Regions from separate parts of the Mus musculus genome. Here all the other regions are linked to region 4. A link is a loop called in an ENCODE intact Hi-C map of the cell type or tissue named here. Cell type or tissue: left cerebral cortex. All regions are shown on one strand.

Region 1 (5,000 bases), 150 kb before region 4:
ATGGACGGTCTGGAGAGATGGCTCAGTGGTTCAGAGCACTCCATGTTCTTCCAGAGGTCCTGACTAAGTTTCCAGTCATCATGTGGAGACTCATAACCATCTGTAATGGGATCAGTTGCTCTCTTCTGGTGTGTCTGAAGACAGAGTACTCATGTACATAAAATCATGGTACGTCAATCTTAAAAAATAAATAAAAAGGGCAAAGCACACACAGCTAGAAAACATGTGTTGTAACATCTCTGACATGGGACATGTCAGAGTGTAGACATCTGCTTGACAGATCAACACAGAAAGGTAGACAAAGAAACAAAGGCAATAAGCAGATAATACAGGGAAAAATGATAAGTGGTTAAATTTTTCACTCAAAATATTCAATCCTCTGGGACTGGAGTTACAGCTGGTTGTAAGCCTTCATGTGGGTACCGGGAATACAACCCTGGACCACTAGAAGAGCATGTGGTGGTGGTGTGTGTGTTTGTAGACAGGTTTTCTGTGTGGAGCCTTGCCTATTCAGGAACTCACTCTGTTGACCAGGCTGGCCTTGAGCCCATAGATCTGTCAGCCTCTGCCTCCCAAGTGCGGGGACTAAAGGTGTGTTCCAGTTGAGTAAAGCAGTGTTTGAATTGCACTATGTGTCGGGCAATTCTTGCGTACATGTGCATCCCAGAGTGTACTGGAGGTCAGAGGACAACCCGTGGAAATCATTTCTCTCCTACCAGGTGGGTCCCAGGGGTCCAAAACGACCATCAGGATTAGGAACAAGCATCTTTACCTGCCATCCATCTTGTTGAGACTCAAGTTTTTGACAAATTGCATACAAAAAGAGGCATTACATGGCACCCACAACTTTACGGTTGTGTGAGCCTTGATAGCCTTAGTCAATCATGAGTGTCCCCCACCCCCCTGCTGCCAAAGGAATTCCTTTTCAAAAGTTATTTTATGTAACCAACTCGTCAGCCTTTGGGTGGTGGCTTGAGTTACCTCTTCCATTCTGAAGCAGCTAATTCTAACCAACTCTAATTCTCTTATTTTTTAATCTGGGCACACTTAACCCCAGCTAAGGGTGTAAACACTCCAGTGCTGTCAGAAAGCACAAAGCCAAGCAGGTTAAATGTGCAGAAATAAATCCACCACACCAAAGTTTGCTTTTCTGAGTAACTTCAGAACTGAATTACCCAGAGATCCAAACCTCCAGGAAACCTTTCAATGGTTTTTTTTTTCCCTAAAAGAGATGGGCAGGTGGCACCCTCACAGTTTGCTCCAAAGTCCCTAAAGCAGCAGCAGTAACCTTGGTACAGACACCAAATGTGCGGCTGCTTTCTCTAGCCAGACTTCCTTGTACTTCTGATCTTGAGAATTCCACCTCTGAGAAAGGGGTGTTGATGCTGGGGGTTCCGTGGTTGCCCATTCCCTAACTGTAAGACACACTGGCTAATCTGTGGGGTTGTGACGCCAGTACGAGGAGTGTGGGTGTGCTGGGTGCGTGCCCAGCACGTGGAAAGCCCTGGGTGTGACCCTGATGCAGTAATGAACTCGAGGAAGGTCTTCCAGATGATGTATTAGCTCAAAGAACCTTTTCAGGCCGCTTGCAGGTGCACCTACCAGCAACTAACTTGCCAGAGGGAGCAAAACTCTATTTCCTGCATTCCTCAATACAGGTCTCGGAAGTAACTTGTATTACTGAAGAACAGATTTGTTTCCATGTACAAACCTCGTATCTCCTCTCACGAGAGTCCTGGGAATGATTAAAGAAACAAAACAAACAAAAAACCCAAGCCAGCCTCAAGATGTGCCCCACCAGTCTGAATGGTACGCGGGCGGGCGGGCGGGGTGGGGGTGAGCAGCAGAATGGTGGTGACAGACTAAAGCTCTTACCTCTGGAGTCCCTGGAATAAAACCACAGTGCTACCAAGGAGCCAAAGGCATTTATTGCGTGAACATGGAAAGGCAAGGTTTGCACAGCACGGTGGGAGCGTGCCTCCGCCTCCGCTGACAGGCTAGAAGATTAAAGCTCAGAGCAGAACAGATCCTGCACTGGTGGAATGCTCGACTCGTTTTTTTTTTTTTTCTTTCAAGTTTACAAAAACAAAACAAAACTTTTGTTCTTCTATGTACTTCCGGGCTCTTGGTAGGTCGGTCGGCCTCTGCTTTGTCACCAGAGTTCTCAGCTGGGTTTACAAATAGACGTGCTCAAGTCTGCCATCTGGTGGAAACGATAGATATTGAGACCATTTTTGCTTTAAGTGACTATGTTGGGGAGGGGGGAGGGGGATAGTTCATTCAGAACAGCACTAAGAAACACGAAAGGAATGAATGAATTTAAGAAGGTACCCGTTTAAAGGAAGCTGAAGCTGTGGTGGGGAATTGTGAACACTTCTGTAACTAGAGAGATGCAGCATCTCCCTGAGAGGGAGGGAGCTCATCCCTATGCATTCTACGCATTGAAAACCACACCAACCAGGGAACTACTGCCCACACTACCCACAGCTCACCCTGAGGAGGACGCACACTCTACTTTTTCTTGGGGTAAAAGTCAAACGAGGGGCACAGACAAGAGTATACTAAAGCTGATACTCAAGATGACATGATACCATTACAGTAGAGTGACATGGAATGACTAAAACACAACCAAAGCAACAGTCAATATAAACAAAGGGACAAGGCTGGCTTCTGCCAACGGCTGGAACCAGGGGATGCAGGAAGAGTTATAGGAAGATGCCGTATTCTATTCTGATCCTTACATGCAGCTGAGTTAAATGTCTGAGCCTGTCTTTACTAAGAAGGACAGCAGTCATAAAGGAAAAATTGCATCTACTTACTCATAATAGGAAAACATTGTCACTGTATGCAATTGAAGGTTGGTAAAACTGTTGAAGAAAATGATAACATTCTAAAACTTTTGCATATAAATGACTCCTTAAAGTTCATTAAGTTTAACACGTAAGATCTTTGCAGTCTATGTAAACTACTTTAAAACCTTCAGAGAAAAACCAAAAAGCATCACTCAGTTCGAGTTTGAATAGAACTTCAGGGTCTGCTCAGCACTGAGCCTCTGAGCTCTCTCAAGTGCTGCCTCCATCAGGGCTCAAAGTGCTTCCTCCGCACCAGGGAAAGCTTTCCAGCAGAAGGAAAACCAGTGTGCCGTAGGGTCTAGAGGATGCTGCAACACTCTGCTTCTCTTAGGAACTCAGTTGTTCCTAATGGAACATGTAGCTGCCCTTAGCCCTGCCTCTCAGCAAGCAGCTTGCACCGACAAGCCCTAAGCAGCACCAGTGAGGTGGAGGTAATGATTCAGCACTGTGGTAAGGCTAAGGTTAACTGCCTAAATGTAAAGAAAACGAACATTAATATATCATATAGGAGCCGGCCGTGGTGGTACACGCCTTTAATCCCAGCACTTGGGAGGCAGAGGCAGGTGGATTTCTGAGTTCGAGGCCAGCCTGGTCTACAAAGTGAGTTCCGGGACAGCCAGGGCTACACAGAGAAACGCTGTCTCGAAAAACCAAAAAACAAACAAACAAACAAACTATATAGGCAAATTTTAATAAAAGATACACTTGGATAAATGAGATTAAAAGTTCATATATTATATAATCGTATAATTGAGACTTAAAACACTTAATACCATTTGCTATTCACTCATCAAACTGGCAATATGCAGAATGAGAAAGCGGGGAAAAACGGGCACTCTTGTATACTACACTGGAAGACAACTCAGAACCATCTAATTGATTTTGTTTCTGTACTTTGTTTTCATTCAAGTACTTCTGCTGTACTTAGTCTGCGCGGCACCGCCGCAGGCTGTACACATCATACTTCAATGCTGAGACTGCACGCACTCTCTTGTTGTGTATCATAAAGAAAAATGACAATTCGACCATGGAACGAGGCTTTACTAAAATTCACTTCATATATTCTAAGTGGTTTCTAAGGCTTAGACTTTCACTTATTTACTAAATCAGTTCAGAAATAATTTTAAACGGCACTTGACCGTAGTCTAAACAGTATACAGCACTCAGTGACGGGCTGAAATAGGAACAAGACTGACTAAGCGGGCACAGCGCCACTACACTAGGACAATTTTACTAAAAGCAGTGACAATGCTACTGACAGGTGATGCTTCAAAGTTCAGAGACTGCAGAATACTTACAAAGCAGTTTGTCATAGCCATTTAATGACATGTTTCTTTCAGCTCCCCAGCCCTAGATGTGTTTGGAAAAGCGCAGCATTCAGAACTGCTTCAGCCCAGCCCTTCCTCCTTTCTATCAAGCTACTCAAAGTCTGAATAGGGACAGAGTATGCTACACGGTTATTCTTCCTTGGTACCATGTGCCTTAAATTAGGAAAAGTCTAGAGACAGTCAGCTGACGTTAGGATGGAATACTTTTAAGGGGTAGGAATTCAATATATTAAATGGGACTTAAAAAAATAAAAGATAAATAAAAAGTAAAAATACGAAACCATGATAAATATGCAAACTTTGAATAATTATTAAGACTGAGTTTTCCTGTATTGCTGAACCTGCGTAAGGAAAAGGGTCCATGTGGCAGACGGACTTGAGTGAGCAGTACAATGAATTATAGTTCAAAAGTTCACAATGGAGGGGCTGGCAAGATGGCTCAGCAGGTCAAAGAGCTTGCCGTTAAGACTGACTACGTGAGTTTGATCCCTGGGACACACATGGTAAAATGAGAGCCTACTGTTGGCATGCAGCCCCCCGCCCCCTACACACACATAGCATATACACCGAAGAAAAGTCATTACCATAAGGAGTTACCCACTTTAGAGTCCAGAATGGACCTATTAAGAGAGTACAGCTTAATTCCACTTTCACTAAAAAGAACCAAACTCAAATAAAATGAAGACAGGGCATGCTGTCTAGAAAGGGGCGCCTGAGGCTACAGTAACCAACATTGTGGTCTTTGTAAGAGTTTACACAAAAGGCAACAGATTATAGGTAGGTCATAGAAATGGACCACATGCAATTGGGTCATCAGTAT
Region 2 (5,000 bases), 210 kb before region 4:
CTTTATGTAATTCTGCTGGGATTGTCAAGCAGGTTGATGACCCAGGTTAGCCAAATAGCTTCATTCTGTTGGGCACAGCAATTGGCCCAAATGTGGTCTACCAGAGTCATTTGAAAGAAATTATTTCTTAAGGAAACTAGATCCTTTCCTCAGGATCCCTAAGTGGATGAATGTGGAAAGACTGAAGTTGCAAGTAACCGTCACCGTTATCAGATGAGACTCAACCAAAAGGAAGACAAGATGCCTGTTCCTTCTTTAGCTAGTCCTCACACACACGGGCTTCTAGATCTCACCTAATTAGGGGAGGCGCTAGAATCAAAAGTCAACAATTTATCACATAATCTGGAAACAATAATGTACAAGTCATACAGGTTATCTCTCAAAAATATGAGTTCCAGAGAAAGCCTTAGTTAACAAAAAGAGCCATGAGGCACCACTGGAATCCTGAGGAGTACAGGAAGACAGAATTGGGGAGTTGCAAAAATAAACACCAATCATTCAAGTGTGACACAAGAGAAAGAACCTCTCGACCCCCCCCCCCCGTAATAGAGATCAAAACCTTGGCTTTGCACATGCAAAGTGTCATAGCACTGAGTAACACTGCCAACCAGAATCACAAAGTCCTAGCCTTGATCAGACTCTTCAAGCTTTCTGCTTCTGAACACAGATGAAACATGCATGAATCGTTTAGCCACTTTAAACACTTATGAAAAGCCCACACATGTTTAGCCTGTGGTAATCAACTGAATTATTACAGAAAAAAAAATCACTTTTTCCCTGACATGTTGTACTGGCTGGTTGTATGTGTCAGCTTCACACAAGCTGGAGTTATTACAGAGAAAGGAGCCTTCCTTAAGGAAATGCCTCCATGAGATCCAGCTGTAAGGCATTTTCTCAATTAGTGATGAAGCAGGGGAGGGCCCCTTGTGGGTGGTGCCATCCCTGGGCTGGTAGTCTTGGATTCTGTAAAAGAGCAAGCTTAGCAAGCCAGGGGAAGCAAGCCAGAAAGCAGTACCCCTCCATGGCCTCTGCATCAGCTCCTGCCTCCAAGTTCCTACCCTGTGTGAGTTCCTGTCCTGACTTCTTTTGGTAATGAACAGCAATTTGGAAGTGTAAGCTGAATAAACCCTTTCCTCCCCAACTTGCTTCTTGGTCATGATGTTTTGTGCAGGAATAGAAACCCTAAGACACACCTAAAAAAATTTAAAAATAAAGTCTTACCTCTTACACTGTGAATTTTGGCTTGGCCATGCATCTTCCTTTAGCTAACGGTTTATGAGACGGCTCATAGTGATTATCAACTTGACAAGAACTGGAGGAACCGAAAGTCTCCACCTGTCTAGGAAGGGTTATCTACACTAGGTTAACCTCTTGGTATGTGTGTAATGGATTTTCCTAACTACAGTCACTGAGAGGAGACACACTCAATGTGGTATCGCCACATCACACACTGAGTCTTGAACTAAATAAAAAGGAGAACTGGAACTAACTCATATTCATCCATCGCTCTGTTCTTCCTGACTGCTCACACAATGCTCCAGGATCCTGAGCCTTGATTTTTCCTACTAAAGTCTGTACCGTCAAACTGTGTGCCAATACATACCCTTCCTTTCTTAAATTGCATTGCCTAGCATTTTTATCACAGTAATAATAGAAGCTAAGTAACATAGCATATTAACAGACATCATGTAAGCAGGGATTTGAAATGTGCCTCTTGCTCTTATACACTCTACCATAACTGGGAGAACATGCCAGCCAACTCTGAGAACTATGGGTATATAGACCAGGTACACAACCGTAAACCACTCAGGTTTTATCAAGAGACTACCAGGTGGTTCACAGACATTGCATGACATACGACATGTGGTTGTTAAAAAGCAATAACTAAGTAAAATAACAGACTAAGGACTCATTGCCCCCCGGCCACTGTCTTAGTTACTTTCCTATTGCTGTGAGGAGTCACAATGACTAAGAAAACTTATAAACACAGCAGCCTTCACTGGAGCGGTTTGGAAGACTGAAGTATCTGGATTCGTTGCTAAACCTTGGGCAGCGAGTATCCCAATAATGACTCCAAACTTAGTTTCACGTGGCGGGAAAAGGAGCAAGCAGTAGGTTTCCCTCTCTCCCTTTACTCTCCCATATACAAAACCAGGAAACGCGTGCAGAATCCCCATCCCATTAGTGAACCTCACGGATCTCCAGAGATGTGGGACCAAAAAGTGCACCCAGGTGACCAGGCTGGGAGTTAAGAAGCAAAAAATAAAATAAGGATGGAAAGGGGGCGGGAAAGAAGAGCAGCACACGGAGAAGACAGGCGGTCCCACCCACCAGACAGGCGAGCACAAGGATTTTCTGAGTTTCTGAGAGCTCGCTCTGGCTGTCCCGCTCTCCAGCCCCGCCAGAGTCTCTCCCATTTTTGGTGGGACAGCGGGACAGCGGAGATGAAGGAGCAAGGGGGCGCTTCTCGCTTGGCTCCCGACAAACGGGCTGCCTGCTACCTGCGAGGGGAGTGGCCACAGGCAGGGCAGGCGAGCGCTCGCCCTTACCTGTCGCAGAAGCTGCCACCGGACGGCCCCCTTGGGCGCCGAGACCAGCGAGCCCTGGCTGGCACTGCCCATCGCGGGACGCTTGCCCGCCTCTGCCTCAGTCTCTGCAGCCCCAGCGGCCGCGACCTGCGACTCCATCTCCAGAGCTGACTGGACCCGGAGGTTGCGTCCGCCACGGCTCTCCCCAGTCAGGACCTGCCAACTTCTTCCCTGTCAGGACCTGTGACGCCCGGCCTCTGGCCCACAGCTCTTCCGTGCACCCTCCCCGAATTCCGCATTTCCGGTATTAGCGTCTCCTTGGCAACCAAAGCAGCGGCGTCGCTTCATTGCACCACTTTTTCTGGTGGCCATCTTAAGTGAGGGCGAGCCGGAGTGGGAGGGGACTGTGGAATAGCTGCAGACAGGGCTTTCCTCGCTGTTTTCTTTTTTTCCTCACTTTGTCTCTTGCTCGCCGGAATACCAGAAAACCGAAATACAGTTGTCTCCTAAGATGAGTGAGTTCAGGAAGAGAAAAAGCCCACCACTGGCCATAATAAAGATGGCGAAATGCGCTTCCCTATCGGTCTGGGTTGGTGTTACGTAGACCGGCGTGCTGCAAACTAGCTCTGGGCGGCGCGAGGTAGGTTGTCTTTCTTGCTGGGTGCTGGAGGCTGGCTTCGGCTGGACAAGGCTGAGGTGACTGCAGCTCCTTCTGGAGAGCTTCGGTTTCTCGTATTTGTCTTCTCTACCTTCGCTCGTCCAGCTGTCTTTCGATTTGCGTACGTATGGAAGGGTTGCTGATGGTTCCCCTTTCCTAATTCCTCTGCCCACCTTCCAGCCATTCCTCACTTCCCTGGTCCCTTTTTTGATCCCTGTCTCTTCTGTACGTTCTGACCCGTACCATTCCCTCACGTCCTGTGAATACGACGTGTTCGGGATGCACAGTTGCACCGGGAAACGAGGAGGTGCTCCGGGAGCACCCATTTGCTTACTTACCCCACCAGTCTCCCTATCCTCGCACAGGGTCTTCTCAATGCAGATGGTGGATGAATGGGTTGGAGCTATGGGGACAGACTAAGCGATTTAAAAGCATTTTTCTTCTAGGCTACTGCTCCACTGGCCCATTATTTTGCTGCGACATAAGAGATTAAGGGGGGGAGGGGGCGTCATAGCTGGTCGGATCTATGGCAAAACTGACGCAGTGTTTCTGTGCTACCAAGGAACGTGTTAGAGAAGATTTCTCTCATTTTACACTCAACAGTGTTTAGCATAGCTAAATTATCCCTATGCTAATAATATTAACGACCTTTTGTTGAATGGTTACTATGTGCCAGGTACTTGGACTAAGTTCTTAAAATAAATTGTTTGGTTTTGTTACAAAACTACAACCGCAGAGATTAAGTGCTATGGTTAATTTCTGTTCCACAAGTGAAAAAATTGAATCCAGATGCAGTTAGTGTACAAGGCCCAAGACCTAAACCTGGGTCTGTAGTTATGGAAGTTAAAATGATCTTTACCTTCCAGAAGAAACCAAAAATGACTCGACATTTTATTTGTGCATCTTACAGTTGTTTTTAATTCATTATCCTTTTATGGTGAAATCCAATTGCTCCTCTAGGAGGAGGAGCCAGTCAGTTGGGCGGTTCACTGAATCAGTGAGTTGGGGGAGTGTCTCCAGCTCCCCAGAGCCACAGTTGGGCCACCTGGACAATGACCAGCTCTAGCTCACTCATCGAGTGCACACGCAGCTTAAACTAGACAGCTAGGTGAAAACTATGTGGCGCCTCGCCTCACTCAACAACTAAGCATCCCCCTTTTATGTCATGGTTTAGGCTTTTTCTAATTTGTCTTTCACATCCCAATGATATGCCCAGAATTATGTAAGATAAAAGCCATCTTGCTTTTGAACCCCCTCTGAGTACCTGAGATTCCCATTAAGTTCATTTACTCATTTGCAAATTATTTTATTTTGTTTGTTTTCTGTTTTGTTTTGTTTTGTTTTGTTTTAGTTTGTCCATACGTTCTCCAGAGTCACTGCTGCTTAGCTTGTCCCTAGGAAAACTGACTTTACAGATGACGTGTTTATTAAGTCCCGCCTGCCAAGAAGTATGATCTGAATGAACTTAACGCATACAAGGTTTTAAACGTGTTTAACCTAAGTTATCAGATGTCTACAGTAATTGGTAACCTAAGGGGCTCATGACGCCACAGGGGAGGGATGAGATGTGGGGACCTCAAATGCACTAAGATCCCATGACTGTATAATTATACGTATGAAATCATCCACGTGCTGGCAGCCCCTAAGGGAGCAAAAACCAGGGACTTTGCCACCATGCTGCAGACGGCCAAATTCTCTCTCCGAGCTTTGAAGCATAGTATTCCTCATCTTGGGAACTGCATGCAGAAACAGAGTTACCGTAACGTCGCTGGTCCTTATTACAGTAGAGTAAGATTGAAAAAGTACCACCTAAC
Region 3 (5,000 bases), 79 kb before region 4:
TAATGACCGATCACATAATACTGTCCAGTCTATTCTTAATGGAATTCATGTAAACTTGAGATGGAGTTCATAGTAATTTCATTTAAGAAGCCCATTGTTAAGCACGACACCCGAAATTTTCGGACCGTGGTTGGTGGGCAACACACAGACACGAACCCCCGAGTCTGGCTAAGAGGAGCAAGACAAACGGTTTAAAGCACAGGAGGGGGAAGGAGGCCCGGAGAGGCACAGACAGAAAAACCAGAAAGATTTCACAAGAAAGGAGAGCGGAGCGCAGGGGAGGGCAGAAAGCGACCGGGAGAGAGAGCCACACCGAAAGGTGTTTTCCGGAGCGGCGGGCAGGACTGGGTGAGCCGCGGCCTTGGGGTGGCCCGCGCGCCCATGGGCGCTGCCTGCACGCCGCGGCGCGAGGGGAAGCAGCGGACTTCCACGCGCCCCGGCAAACTACTCCCTCGCCGCGCCGCGCCCCGCGAAGCCTCGCGCGCAAGCGGAGGCGGCGGCGGCAGCCCAGGCCCTGGGCCTAGCCCGGTGCTCCGAGAGCAGGCTGGACGGACGGACGGCCGTTCCCCCACTCGGCTGGGCGCAAAGCGGCCTTACCTGGGGCGAAGGTAGAAAGGGAGGTCTCGCGGGCTCGCCCGCCGCACAGCCGCCCGCGGCCCCCGGCTTTCTCCCGAGACGCGACACCGCCTCCGCCGCCGCTTCGCCCTCGGGGGCTCGGCCACCGCCGCCGCCCGAGCTGTTTACACCGTCCGGCCCCTCACACCGCCGCCGCCGCCTTCTCTCCAACCCAGAGCCGCTGCCGACTCGGCCGCCGCCACCTCCTCCGCCGCAGCCTGATCTCTCTGGAGCATCTTCCAGCCACCGGACACGGAGAAACAGAGACTCCAGCCGCGCCGGCAGGAAACTCCCCCGCAACTGCCAGGGGGGACCAGGCGGTCAGAGCACCAGCGGCTTTTCCGCCATTGAGCAGCGGCCGCTCCGCTCCTTCTGCAACCCCCCTCCCCTCCCCGCACCGCCGTCTTTCCCCGCCCCTCCTCGGGCTCCGCCCCCCAAGGGCACCCATTGGGACGCCGCGTGTGTCACCGCTGCCCTCGGTTTGCTGAGAAGCCTGTCAATCTACGTTCTCCCGCCCAACCTGGCCCCTAGTATCTTCTGTGCTTCTCTTTCCCCGCCCACACGGCCCCGCCTCTGAGTCTTTAATTTCTCATTGGGCGTCAGTGCCCACCTTAATTGGCAAGGTCAACTATCCATCACACACCGCCCACCAGTGAGGCCCAACCCTTCATTACCATTTACTTTATTCAGCCCCACCTCCGCCTTGCCCTAACTCCTGACGTCACCGACCTGCCCACCCTAGTAGCCATAGGTAGAGTCCTCCGTCAGTCAAATTACGCCCCAACTCGAAGACCGATATCCTTTTCTGATTGGTTCAAATGGCGGCCTGATCCTCCGACTATTGGCTTCCTCTACTTGTCCGTCAAGAAACCAATTTCCAAGTCCGTCACTTCGGCTTTTTTTAAATGAACGCGCAAAAGTATCCTAAAAGGGATTGGCTAGTATTCGTAGATGGCCAAGCCCCGAGTCTGCGGACCCTGCAGTTCTGACCTCTACACTTCGCGGAGAACGAACACCATAAAGAAACCAACGGGCAGTCCAGTTATAGGTGGAAATTGGTCCCACCCGGAGTGGAGAGAGCCGGCTTCTGATTGGCCAGAGAAGTGCCCCTAGACCCTCATTGGAAGAAGTGGCCGCCTCTCTTTGGCATAGAGCTGTGAAGGAAGAGCTCAGAAAGGTTCGAGAAAGGGCCTGGAGAGAGGCGTTGTTTTGCTTCAACTACGGGTGGGGCGCACGCGAGAGTGCAAAACTGGGCGCGTAGGGCTCTGGGGAGGTGATGCAGGGAGGGAAAGAGCCCGGATGTTCCCTAACAATGAAATCATCTCTGACCAATCAGAGCCTCATTGTTGGGATACCTGCATGACCTGTCTCCAGCAGGGGAGAGTGGGCGGGAAGTTGAGAAGGCTGAAAAGCCACTTGAGAAAATGGGACAGGAGATCCCTTCGGGATGATTTTGCAATGGTTCAGATTGTTCGTTCTTCTTATTTACCTCGACCTCCTGCCTTCCAGCCCTTGGCAGTTCCGTGTTTTGTTTCTGAGTCTGATTTTTAAAACTCCTGTCTAGGCTCTTGACATTCACTAGGTCATTCCTCTCTTAAAGAGCACCTGCATTTTGCTAAGCGTGGTAGGTAGAACTGGAGATACAAAAGTAAGGCAGGCAGTCCCAGACTGGGAATGGTAGGTAATCATTGAACGTCTGCAAAGGGTAATGATGACATAAAGGAGTCTCCCTCTGGGTATGATTACTCGGAAGGCTTCACAAAGGCCGGGAGAAAACGGTCATCTAGTAACCACATTGAGCTAGAAAGTGAACCAGGTTAATTCTTCCAGATCAAAGTGTAATGGGGCACTTAAGCGCTCACCTGAAGAGTTTTTAAACTCGCTCAAGTCTTTGAAAGACGTTTTCGATCTTATTCATACTTAGGTATAAGTTAGTTGGGACAACTTAGGTTTAGACCGACCTAAGGGAGTGCAAATTCAGCTTTGAAAAGAAGGACATATTTCTGAAGCAATTTCCAAAGTGAAACTGGCGGAAATAAACATTTGGTTGCAATTCAGATTTCTCTGGAACTTCAAGTTTAAGAACTCTGTCTTAAGGTTTCTATTGGGACCATGAAACACCATGGCAACCAAAAAGCAACTTGAGTAGAAAAGGGTTTATTGGACTTACACTGTAGCCCATCACTGAAGGAAGCCGAACAAGAACTCAAACCTGCAGATAAGAGTTGATGGAGAGGTTACTAGCTTGTTCACATGGCCCGCTCAGCCCACTTATAGAATCCAGGACCACCAGCTCAGGATGGCATCGCACACAATGGGCTGCCCCCACCCACCCCCACCACCCCCATCAATCACTACTTAAGAAAATGTTCTACAGGCTAGCCCACAGCCAGCTCTTAGGAATGAAAGTTTGTCTCCTCTCAGATGTCTCTAGCTTGTGTCAAGTTGTCATTAGAATGTAGCCAGCACACATGGTGTTTTTTCAGGATAGTGGGCAAACAGGTTCCTAAAATTAGAATCACCTGAGGTTCCAAGCTACATTCATGCCTACAAAATCCAGAGCTCACTCTGGGGAGAAAGCTCACTACAATACAATTTTATTTCATTTATTGTGATTCTGGAGATTGAACTTCGAAAGATAATTTTTAAAAGTAGTCTTTGGGTGCTAGATTTTTTTGTTTTGTTTTGGTTTTGGTTGTTTGGTCAGTTGACTGTTTGTTTGGTTGGTTGATTTGGTTTGGTTTGGCACACCAATTCTTAGACCCAGTGACTGAGAATTGGAGACAGCCATAAAAATTTCTTTCTCTGATTTTGCATACTGTAGGTGAGCTTCAATAAAGAAAAGAAAGTAAGCCCACTTTAGCTCTGACTACCCCTTCAAGGGGCTTCATTATGGAATCAAGAAGGGTTTAATTACATTTAGTGTTTGTGTGTGTGTGTGTGTGTGTGTGTGTGTGTGTGTGTGTGTTTGCAGTGGAGGTCTGAGGGCAATTAGTTCTTGCCATCCTGTAGGGTCCCAGAGTACAACTGAGGCTATTAGACTTGATTATAATCTCCTATCCCTGCAGAGCCATCTTCGACAGCCTGGGAATTATTTAAATGACTTACACAATATATTTTTTAAATCACACCTTTGCTTGGGACACCTTATATTAGAAGATTGAAGTACGGGACCTCACCTTCCAAAATAAGGATCAACATGCTAAAGATCAACAAATAAGGGCTCTTGGATTCCCTTGCCTCGAGAACCCAGGCAACCACAGACAGACATCAGAGCCCTGTCTCGCACTGCTTGATTTCCTCTTGATCTCCTTTGGCAGACACTCAAATGCAATATGAGATTCAGTGATGTAACTAGGCTGCGGATTGTATACAACTCACTCTTTAATCACTAAAAGTAAGAAAACATAACTGAGGTTTTGTTGTTTGTTTGTTTGTTTTATGTCTAAGACTACAATGAGATCACAGACGAAAAAACCATTAGGTTAACTTTCTGAATTACTGAAGCTTAGCAACAAACCCTTAAAGAAGCCCCCAAAGGATTCACAAGGTTAAACGGCGGTATGTGTCGTGGTAGATAGGGGATATGTCACACACAATCAGCACCGTCACAATGGTTCTGCAACAGCTTGGTACTCTGGTGACTACACCCTGAGCCTTGGTTTGCCCGACCATAATGCCTTTCTTTAGAGCCACATAAAGAGCAGTAGAGCCGGGCGGTGGTGGCGCACACCTTTAATCCCAGCACTCGGGAGGCAGAGGCAGGGGGATCTCTGAGTTCAAGCCCAGCCTGGTCTACAGAATGAGTTCCAGGACAGCCTGGGCTACACAGCGAAACCCTGTCTCAAAAAAAAAAAAAAAAAATTGAGACAATGCTAAGTATAAGGTAGAAAATTGTCCTGATTAGGATGCTCGTTTTCTTTATGCTGAGCTGGGGTCACTTTTGTTTGTCTTGAGACAGGGTTTATTGTTTTTGTTGTTGTTATTGTTTTTATGTAGCCCTGGCTGTCCTGGAACTCACTATGTAGACCTCACTGACCTCAAATTCACCAAGATCGCCGGGCGGTGGTGGCACACGCCTTTAATCCCAGCACTTGGGGGGCAGAGACAGGCGGATTTCTGAGTTCGAGGCCAGCCTGGTCTACAAAGTGAGTTCCAGGACAGCCAAGACTATACAGAGAAACCCTGTCTCGAAAAACCAAAAAAAAAGAAAAAATTCACCAAGATCCATGTTGAGTTTTTAAACCCCCAGAAGAAACAGCTGAGGTTCGCCTATTCAACATATCAAAGAGGACCTGGCCTCCAGGTTCTCCCAGCATCCCTCAGTCCTTGCCTGTTACAGGTGTGACTGGCATACCCTGCCCTCTACCCGGAACTCATCAGCC
Region 4 (5,000 bases):
TGCCACAGAGTGCCAACAAAACATTTTTTTCAAACGCATTTTTAAATGTCAAGTACCCATAAAAAAAGTTTTCACGGTTGACGCTCTCTCCATTTGCCCTTCCCAGTGCTTAGGAGGAGCCTGAGTCGAAGCCAGACTCTTGCCAGCAAGCCTTAGAGAAAGTGATGCTCACTGGTGGGAAGGGGACCCATGCCTCCCCTTCTTGCTAGTCAGAGAAGTAGAAACTCCAACGGAGTCTAAATGCTGCTTTGAACCCACACCTAGAATGTGCAGAAGCTGCCCCAGGCTCTTAGCATTTCTGGCAGAGTCAGTGGCCCTTGCTGACCAGCTCGAGCAAGAAGCGCCTCTCTTCTCTCAACTTCCCTTGACGCTCCAGAGAACCCTCCAGAGAACCGATAGGGCTCTGTTGTTCCCAGGGCCGGTCCCCAAACCACCGTTTGGTTGGTTGGTTGATCGGTCAGTTGGTTTGTTGTTGTTTTCTGAGACTGGTTTCTCTTTGTGGTCCTGGTTGTTCTGGAACTCTGCCCTGTAGACCAGGCTGGCCTCGAACTCACAGAGACCCGCCTGAGTGTGTCTCTGCCTGGTTCAAACCCTAACCCTAACTCCTAATCACTTGGAGGCAGACACAAAAGCAAAATGGAGGTGAACGGTTTTCCAAGCCCCACAGTCCACCCTTCTGTTGTGCTGGGTCTCTCAACCCCTCATTCGTTTTATGCATGAAGGGGGGGGGGGGGAAGGAGCAAAAAAATACTCCACGTCTATAAATCCTTATAGGCTCAAAGTTCCAAGGTGGCAGGAACTGGATCTCTCCTCTTTTTACAAGCTGTACTGTGGGCCAAAGAGTTGAGTCAGATTCGGAGCTCAATAAATGGGCGTGGCAACTGAATTGCGTATCCCTTCTCTTCCGGCCTGCAGGAAAGCCACCCATCATCCCTTCAGGGTGGTGTGATCACTCCAGTGGACTGCAGACTGCGCCAGGCAGGGACTTTGGACTCTCTGGGAGGTGGTTTTGTGTGGTCATAGCAGCAGCTTGTCAAAGGACGAAGCAGAGGAGGGACGGGAACTTTTTAAAAACCCAAAGGCTCGTTATTTTTAACACCCCAGAGCTTTCTCTTTTCAGATTAAGCGGCTTCTGCACTCTTGCAAAGGATTGCACAGCTGAGGAATTCGTATTTACGTTTTAAATACTAATGGCTATTACTGTTTTAAGACAGGGTCTCATCTAGCCCAGGCTGATCTGTAACTCACTATATAATAGAAATTGACCTTGACTTCTGAATCTTCAGCCTCCAACTCAGGACGCTGGAATTTCAGGTATGCACTACCATGTTTGACTATTATTATTGTTTCTACATAAAGGACTGAACCTAGGACCCCAGGCTTAGAACTATATCCCATTTCCACCTCCCGCCCCACCAACCCCCTACTCATTCTGTGGACAATGCTCAATGCTAACCTCAGACTCACAGAGATTGGCCTGCCTCTGCAAGGATTAAAGGTGTGCCCCGACACCTCCTGTCTCTGCCTCATTTTTTAAACTTTTCATTTTGAGACAGTCTTGCTAAGTTGAGCAGGCCAGTTTTGAACTCTCTTTTTTGCCCATATAAACTTTGATTTTCCGATCTGGCTTTAGCCTCCGGCGTGGCTGGGATTACAGGTCGGTACACAGTGCCCAGCATTTGAGAGATTTGTTTCTTTTGCTTCTTTAACAGTCACAGACAAACTCACTGAAGGTAAAGGATGGGTGGAGGCTCCTGGGTGTGGCCAGCAAGGGCCTCCTGACACCCAAACTCCAGGGTGTCTCCTAGGGAATCAGACACAGCTAGACTAAATTAGCTCCTTTCCTTTTCCCTCCAAATTTAAAAACCTAAATGCTTTCTTGCTGAATAATATATAAATAAAGGGAAGACAAGCAAAAAGATGCCTGAGCCTCTGAGAAGGGTCGCCACTGTAATATGTAGTTTTTCATCTCTCTTCAGTTAAGGTCACTCACATTTCGGCTCCAAAATGAAAATAACCACAAATGGCCACAGCACAGACCCATGTACAATTTTCTCCATCTTCTAAAAATGAAATTACAAATGTTTGCAACTAAGTACTTCCCGCCGCAAAGTTTCTTTATCAAAAAGGACACCATATTTGTCCCAATGCCTATGTGAAGGGCCTTCGGCCAAACGAATGGGAAATCATTGGCCTGATTAACATCCTGTGATCTTAGATCTAAAAATGACCCGGAACCGGGTAAACAAGATGACGTCAGTGTGCTGGGCAGGCAGCGGTTCTCTACTGCCACCTGGAGGGCAGTGTGGTCAATGCCACACGAATTGTTTGCTAGTTTAAAAAATAAAAACGTTTGGACTAAAATGTGTGTGGGAACAGGGTCTTCATAGAGGGACAATCTTGATAAAATAAATAAATAAATAAATAAATAAATAAATAAATAAATAAATAAATAAATAAATAAATAATCAGGCTCTACATGGAGCTAGCGGTCTGGCTTGGCTCATGACAAAGGCCACCTGATTTTCCGTGCAGCTTCAGGCTTCCTTGGGACTTTGGCGTGGGAGGGAGTATCATGGTTCTAATTTATTTTCTTGTCAGGCTAATGTGAGAGAGAGGCTGCCCAGCTTTCTGCATTACACAACCGGCATGCTGGGAGATGCCCCAGAAATGTGCTGGGGTTGAGAAAAGGTCAGAAACTCGTCACTATTTCCCTTAGAAGACCGTCCACGAAAAGAAGATGAAGGGTGAATTTTAACGTAATAAAAACAAAAGCAAGACTGGCTTACTTTCAGATGAGTCCATTTGCTCGGAATGTTTACCAACCACCTCAGAATCTCAGCGGCTGAGGACAACATCTATGCTTTCCTTGCTAGTGGGCATGAAAGTCTGCCATGCCCTGACCAGGCAAGCAGGACTCCAAGCTCAAGGTCCCACACAGGCTGACTCTGCGTGGTTCCGTTCTTGCAAAGGAGCCAGAAAGAAAGTTTGTCCTATCTCTGAGGGTTCAGTGTTCAAGGCCCAGGTCAACCCAGGCAAAATCAGAAGATGCTCTTAGCCTCAGATCATCTAATGTGTGGGGCGGGGGAGATACACACAGTCTCCTATTGACGAAGCCCTGTGAAGTTCCATGGCCAAGTATGGCTGTGCGTAGTTCTGCAGAGAGGGAGGAAGGGATTGCAGATAACTGTGTGTGTTGTTAAAATAGTAAACATAGCATTATGAAAGCCTTTATACTTGCTTCCCTCTCCCCCTTCCTTCCTTCTTTCCAGCCTTCCTTTTGTTTTTGAGACAGTTTTACTCTGTTGGCCTGGTCTAACCTGGAAATCATTATGTAACCCAGGTTGGCCTTGAACACCTATCTCAGTCTCTCTACTGAGGATTGGAATTGCAGGCCCCAGTGACCACACTCAGCTCTTTTACTTTCTTTTCTTTCTTAGTTTCTTTTTTTTTTTTTTTAACTTTCATTTTTTTCAAAGAAGAACTTTAAGCCAGGCAGGATAGCACAATCTGACCACTTAGGCTAGCCTGAGCAACATGGTAAGCCCCTCTTCCAGAGTGAAACAAATTGCACTGGCAATGTCAGTTGTGGCAGACCATGGGCGTGGCATGCTCTGGTCCCCAAGTTCCTTCCCCGGCACCCCAAAGAAGCAACTTTAATCCCCACGGTGTAAACCGATTTCCTTCCAGGCGTGAATGGTTTGAGTGATAGCATCCTTACATCGCTGTATTCGTGGATTCACAGACGCAGATTTGTCGGCATCTAACCTGTGCCCCTGACCTCAGAGGCTTATTACAATGGGACACAATGTGTATTCAAACCAAGTCCCATGGAGGATTGTCATGGAGGATCAGGGCTAAGTTAACAGAGGAGCCACCATCTGTGACTGTTCCATCTGGATCTCATAGATAGCATGAGAGTGAAGGGCTTCGTGGATGGAACAGCTCAGAAGGGACCAGTGTCCCTCTTCTCACGGCCCTTCCTTCACAGGTGGGGGATGACTCACAAACTGTGAGGAAGCTGGAAGGAAGCAATAGGACTTCTTGTGCCAAATTCATGTTACTAGGAAGGCTCGGATGCACCAGTTGGCAGTCCATCAGGCTGGGCATGGTGGGCACACCTGTCTGCCCAGAATTCAGGAGGCTGAGCAGGAGGAATATGAGGTGGAGGCTTGCCTGGACCAATAGAAAGTCTCTGTGTCAATTAACGAAAGAAGGGAATTGGCAACATTTAATGATGTTTGGCATATTTTGTATTTCTTTGTTTCTGATTTATTTTACTTTTTTGAGACTGGCTTTCTTATGTTTGCAACCTTTTTGTTTTTGTCTTTGTGTTTTTAAGACAGGGTTTCTTTATGTAGCCTTAGCTGTCCTAGAACTAGCTCTTCAGAGGATCAGGCTGGCCTAGAACTCACTGAGATCAGCCTGCCTCTGCCTCCCCAGCGCTGGGATTAAAGGAGTCCACGCTGCCGCCGCGCCACTGCAAGCATTGTTTGACAGTTTGTTTGTTTTGGAGTTTTTGTTGTTGGCTTGTTTTTGTTTTTGTTTTTCAAGACAGGGTTTCTCTGTGTAGCCCTGGATGTCCTGGAACTCACTCTGTAGACCAGGCTGGCCTCGAACTCAGAAATCCGCCTGCCTCTGCCTCCCAAGTGCTGGGATTAAAGGCGTGCGCCACCACACCTGGCTTTTGTTTTTCTCATTTCCTCCTGCTTCTTCCCTAGAGGTCTGAAGGTCAAACACGAAGACTGGAGGGTGTGATGGTTAAATACAGGTCATGGGAGATTCAACCTGCAAAAAACCAAGAATTCTAACATGAAGCAGTTTCTTTTTTCCAAATGTACCTTTCCCTCCTTGAAACTCTTCAGTGACTTGTCATGGCCCCCCAAACAGTTTATCTTCTCTAAAAGACCTTTTTAGCCCCTTCCTCAAAGCCCCACTCCTCTTCCTCGGATAAATCCAGAATACAGTTAGAGCCCTTTGGTCACTGGACAGATACATAG
Region 5 (5,000 bases), 66 kb before region 4:
ACTTTCAGTTAGAGCGTCTCTTGTTTTTCACCATTACACTAGGACCCAACATGAGCTGGACTAGCAATCAGAGCCAAAGAACAAATTTTTTTTGTTGTTTTTTGTTTGTTTGTTTGTTTGGTTGGTTGGTTGGTTTTTCAAGACAGGGTTTCTCTGTGTAGTCCTGGCTGTCCTAGAACTCACTTTGTAGATCAGGCTGGCCTCGAACTCTTTTTAAGGGAATTCCTATCAACTAGCAATTGAACTTAGTCTGCATTGATCACCCTCTCTCTGTCCATTCCTCTGTGTGTGTGTGTGTGTGTGTGTGTGTGTGTGTGTGCACATGTGTGTCCTGGAACTTCCTCTGCAGACCAGGCTCACCTTGAACTCATAGAGATGCTCCTGCCTCTGCCTCCCAAGTCTCTCTGTCCCATGTACTCACCAGGATCTAACGCTCTTTCCCGAAACACGCTAGTAATGATTCTGTGCTGTGCAATGACAAAGGTTTGGTGTTTTCTTGTTGCATATTGCATTGTGGTAGCTGTGCACATGTATTCACATATGTGAGCATATGTGGGTAGAGCCCTGCCCCCAAGGCTGACATCGTGTGTCTTCCTCCCTAGTTCTCCATCTTATTGGTTAAGGCAAGGGCTCTCCCTGACCCTGGAGCTCACTGTTTTGGATAGTCTCTCAAGCCAGTTTATTTCAAGGATTCCTCAGTTCTGCCCTCCTAGAGTTGGGATAACGGGCCAGTGCCATCTGACTCTTATGTGGGCTCTGGGGATTCGAACTCCAGTGCAGCAAGTGCTTTGCCCACTAAGCCATCACTCCAGCCCCTTGTGCACAGTTTAACACATGATTATACACTGTTTTAGACTGGTCTTTAATTGTTTTAGGAATGTTACATATTTTCAACAGGACTGTAGTCACAGACACTCAACCCATGTATAATATATCTGGTGTTATTTTTATGTTAAACATGATGACACTGTCACGTCTTCTTGATTATTTATAGGAAAATCCAAGTGAACAACTGGTTTTGTACAACTGTGGCCAGAAGTCAAGGTCAATGGCTTCATGTAACAGGAGGAGGGTGAGAGGGACTCTCACCATGTTTTTTAATTCACTTTGATCCTCTGACTACAGTGAACATAAATCCACTTAAGTCAGTTTAGCTACATGGCCGTCCATAGTTAGAAGACAAGAGGCTTTTGTTTTGCAATTCAAGCCACATGAGACAAAACTAGGGACTGGAAAGTTAGAGATCAGCCCGTGTCTCTTCATAAGGTGGCATGGTCTCTTTCCCTCTGTTCAGCGGCTTCGTTTTTGTTGTGGTAACGGAGTGTGGTTAGCTCTTCACCGGTCCTTGTGCTTACCCCAGCAAGAACCTTCTATGACCTAGGATACACTGCCATGGGAATCTGATCTAGCCATCACCTCCCACTTTCAAATGCCTAGCAGAAATATGTTGGTTTATAATGGGTTTATAGAACCCTCCCCCCCCCCACCCAGTTGACTATCACCTGGATAGTAAGAATGATGTGCTATGGCACCATTCTGTGTAAGGTTGTAGACACAGAAGGCAAGCAACTGGACTGGGGCAAGTACTGCTGTGATCCTAGCCCTGGGGAAGGACAAGGATACCTTGGTCTACCTAATGAGTTCTGGGCCAGCCAGGGCTACATAGTAAGACTCTAGCTCATCATTATTTCTTACCTCCCACCTCCCATTCCCACAGCAACTATAATAATAAGAATTCTGGGCTCCCTGCATGTGATACCAGCTACATGGGAGGCTGAGACAGAAATACCACTTGAGCTCAAGAGTTACAGGCTGGTCGGGGCTACATGGTGACCCTCTCAAAGAAAAGAGAAAAGGATGTGAGGTCGTAGCTCCATTGATAGAGTGCTTGGATTGGCTCCCAGCACCTTATAAACTTGGTGCAATGGTGCAGGTCTGTAATTCCAACACTATGGGAGTAGAGCTAGGATGATCAAGAATTTGAGCTCACCCTAGACTACAAGTCAAGCTGAAGATGAGCCTGGGTTACAAAAATCCTATCTTTAACCCCCCCCTTTTTTTTGGGGGTTTTTTTGAAACAGGGTTTCTCTGTGTAGCCCTGGCTGTCCTGGAACTCACTTTGTAGACCACGCTGGCCTCAAACTCAGAAATCCACCTGCTTCTGCCTCCTGAGTGCCGGGATTAAAGGCGTGCGCCACCATGCCCAGCACAAAGACCCTATCTTTAAAAATGAACAAGAAGGAAGAGGAGAAAAGAAAGAATTGTTTAAAGTTAAAATATGTGTGTAAAACAAAATAACAGCTTTTGTTCATAACCCGCTTATTTACTTTTTTTTCTTGCGCCAGAGATTGAACCCATGGTAAAAACTCACTTTCTCTTCTGCCTCTTTGACTGGACCAGGGTGGCATTCTTCTCAAGACAGGCCAAATTGGTTTTGCTCCTTAAATATTTGATTCCTGGCTGAGAAAACGCCCATCAGATTGGACTGGACTTTTGAGAGGAGAGGCTGCAAGCTGAATCTGATTCAGAGCCACCAGTTCCCATACTGTGCCCAGGGAAAGGGGGACTGTCAACCTGTGGAGAGAAGCAGCCAGCAGCAGGTACCCTGGGAGGAGCAGAAGGGGAGGAGCAAGCAGGCTCTGGATCTTCAAGGCTGGGTGACTCTGGTTCCTAGAGCCCAGCAACTTCATTGCCTAGAATCCTCTGTAAGCTGTCTCTACATTCTTTTTTTTTTTTTTTTTTTTTTTTGCTTTGCTTAAATTAGTTTGTGTTGGTTTCTATTTGCAACGAAAATAGTTGTAACTGAGACATCCAGATTAAAAGTAGAGGAAAGGCTTTCCTATAATTGTCCATTGAGACACAGCGGTTGTACTGAGATGCCAATATTTCACTGCCATGAAAGGCTGCTAAATTTATCTCGTAGACTCACATATCTGTGCGGCTATAGAGTACATCTGTTGGTGACTCATGGGGATTAAATAGTGAGAGAGGCCTCTATTTCCTGACTAGCACTTGGGAGTTCCAGTACTAGGGAGTGAGCCCAGGCATCAATAATGCTAGGCCAAGGGCTCCACCACTGAGCTCTGTCCTCTTCTAGGCCATTTCCAGAGAAACAACGATATCTACAACAAAACTGTCCTTGACCTTTATGTCCATCTAGTGTCTTTATTATTACAAGCCTACTTTTTCCAAACATACGTATGCTGTTACTTAACACTGCTAGGCAGCACCACAGCATGTTTGTTTATCAACTTAAATGTCCACCACATTGTAAGAGAAACGTCTAGCTTCTTCATACTCTTATCAGGTTCAGCCACTCTGCTTGCTGTTTGCTGTGCGTGCGATGGGCAGCTCATGGTGGTCTTATGTGCTTCGCCCCCCCCCCCCCCGATAACAAGTGAGCTTGAACCCATTTTCATTTCCATTGATTACTTGAACATCTCCTTCTATGAGGAGCCTGTCTAAGACTCCACCTCACCCTTCCCCCATTATTCTGACTTTTAGTAATTCCTTATAGATCCTGAAGATGAGCCCTTGGTGCTGTCTGTTTAGAGGTTCCTGACTCCCTGTGTACATGGTTGTCATTTTCATCTTCAAATTTTTTTTTTTTACACAGAAGAGATTGTATTGTATCATTTCCACTCCCATGCTTCGCTTCTCTTAAAAACATAATGATTTCAGTTATTTGGGATAAAAGCCAACAAAACAGGCCATCCTAAGTGGCACTACTCTGTGTCTGTCTTAGAAGCAATCCCAAGGTAAAACAGACATGGTGGGTGATCCGGATCCACTAAAGGCTTGTGAACACTTATGGCCAAGTCCACTCCAGACGGACTTCAGAATATAGGGAGCCTGTGGGAGGGAAGGCTGAGAGTGGGGGGGGTCTCTGGAAAATGTGTTCTCTCGCCTTCACTTTTCCATAGTACAGGGAGGGCACCCCTCATCACCTCAAACGAAATGAAAGTGTCTTGAGATGTAGCTCAGGTCACCGACCTGCTTGCCTACCTTGCACAGGATGCTGGTTGGATGCTGGGAGTCGGGGAGAGACATGCCTAGAAACAGCCCCTGGAGTCTGAAGAGTGACTTTGAGTCTAAAGTGTAGGCACGTGGCTATCGCCTGAATGCCAGGCGTGTCGGGCGTGAGCAGGACTCTCATGACAATAGGTAAAGGTGACACTCAATGGAAGACGTAGAAGCCGTACAAAATGGTGCCCTGGGGTCATTTGGAAAGGAGCCAAGGGTAAAAGACTGTTGAAAGGCAGATAGCCAGAGAAGTGTTGTCTGCATGATAGCTACCACGAGAGCAGATGAAGGGGAAAGGTAAGCTCTGAGAAAACATCATAGAGAAAAGGCCTTGGGTACTCCAGGCCCAGGGCACACCCATGCTGGATGAACCCAAAGCAGGCACACCCGCTGGCATCCCTTTCCCTCTGGCCCTCTTTTACCGTGGTGCACGGAGCAGTTAGGATCAGAGGTCAGGGGACCAGAGGAGGAGAGGAGGGGCTGACAAGATAACACCTCCAACTGGGACTCCTCAACCAAAGCAGGCCTGAACTGGGGCAAAAAGGCTGATCTCTGATCCTGTTTGGAATTAAGAAATTGCCTTGTCGGGCATGGTGGTGCATGCCTTTGATCCTAGCACTCGGGAGGCAGAGGCAGGTGGATTTCTGAGTTCGAGGCCAACCTGGTCTACAAAGTGAGTTCCAGGACAGCCAGGGCTATACAGAGGAACCCTGTCTCAAAAAACCAAAAATAAATAAATAAATAAATAAATAAATAAATAAATAAATAAATAAGAAAGAAAGAAATTGCCTTAACAGAGCCGTAGTTGTGGGATTAGATGGGATAAGTCTCTTCCTTGGCTGTATCTGTTCTTATGCTTGACCCATCTTTTAGTCTTCAAGTATAGTGTTTAATGTTTTCATCTCTAAAAATATCTGTTTTGGCTTCCCGTGTGTGTGTGTGTGTGTGTGTGTGTGTGTGTGTGTGTGTGTGTAGGT

What was found. A loop is a pair of places that touch in the nucleus more often than their neighbours do. Peaks named below come from ENCODE experiments on the same cell type or tissue, not always from the same donor. Only the 100,000 strongest peaks of a DNase experiment are listed, where the experiment ranks them.
Region 1: a loop joins it to region 4, with 3 times the contacts of the local background. A loop is called at or near these places in 13 of 42 quality-filtered maps.
Region 2: a loop joins it to region 4, with 3 times the contacts of the local background. A loop is called at or near these places in 11 of 42 quality-filtered maps.
Region 3: it touches region 4 in a loop (4-fold over the local background); 14 of 42 quality-filtered maps call a loop at or near these places.
Region 5: a loop joins it to region 4, with 2.3 times the contacts of the local background. A loop is called at or near these places in 14 of 42 quality-filtered maps.

What each region holds. Positions count from the first base shown.
Region 1 is chr17:85,020,899-85,025,898 of GRCm38, reverse strand. It overlaps a transcript of Ppm1b not described here. Among named protein-coding and RNA genes, the nearest start is that of Slc3a1, 4.9 kb to the left of the region's middle. In left cerebral cortex, a CTCF peak has its summit at 2,207 (motif pointing left); a DNase peak (open chromatin) is centred at 2,193.
Region 2 is chr17:85,088,413-85,093,412 of GRCm38, reverse strand. It overlaps Prepl (prolyl endopeptidase-like), which reads left to right and starts at 3,146. Exons shown (of 15, transcript NM_001163622.1): 1 at 3,146-3,307; 2 at 4,538-5,000. The coding sequence starts at 4,861. Camkmt (calmodulin-lysine N-methyltransferase) reads right to left here and starts at 2,787. Exons shown (of 11, transcript NM_028576.3): 1 at 2,550-2,787. The coding sequence starts at 2,687. In left cerebral cortex, a CTCF peak has its summit at 3,114; DNase peaks (open chromatin) are centred at 2,819, 3,125 and 3,442; H3K4me3 peaks cover 3,154 bases; H3K27ac peaks cover 1,956 bases.
Region 3 is chr17:84,953,992-84,958,991 of GRCm38, reverse strand. Ppm1b (protein phosphatase 1B, magnesium dependent, beta isoform) reads right to left here and starts at 991. Exons shown (of 6, transcript NM_001159496.1): 1 at 598-991. It overlaps 1110020A21Rik (RIKEN cDNA 1110020A21 gene), which reads left to right and starts at 1,569. Exons shown (of 4, transcript NR_027929.1): 1 at 1,569-1,792. In left cerebral cortex, a CTCF peak has its summit at 1,962; DNase peaks (open chromatin) are centred at 272, 1,230 and 1,685; H3K4me3 peaks cover 2,287 bases; H3K27ac peaks cover 2,106 bases.
Region 4 is chr17:84,875,289-84,880,288 of GRCm38, reverse strand. No RefSeq gene overlaps it. Among named protein-coding and RNA genes, the nearest start is that of Gm46582, 61 kb to the right of the region's middle. In left cerebral cortex, a CTCF peak has its summit at 2,289 (motif pointing left); DNase peaks (open chromatin) are centred at 2,267, 2,591 and 3,950; H3K4me3 peaks cover 400 bases; H3K27ac peaks cover 1,455 bases.
Region 5 is chr17:84,940,832-84,945,831 of GRCm38, reverse strand. The region is part of intron 2 of 1110020A21Rik (RIKEN cDNA 1110020A21 gene); the gene reads left to right. Among named protein-coding and RNA genes, the nearest start is that of 1110020A21Rik, 14 kb to the left of the region's middle. In left cerebral cortex, no CTCF peak of the experiment used is centred here; a DNase peak (open chromatin) is centred at 2,923.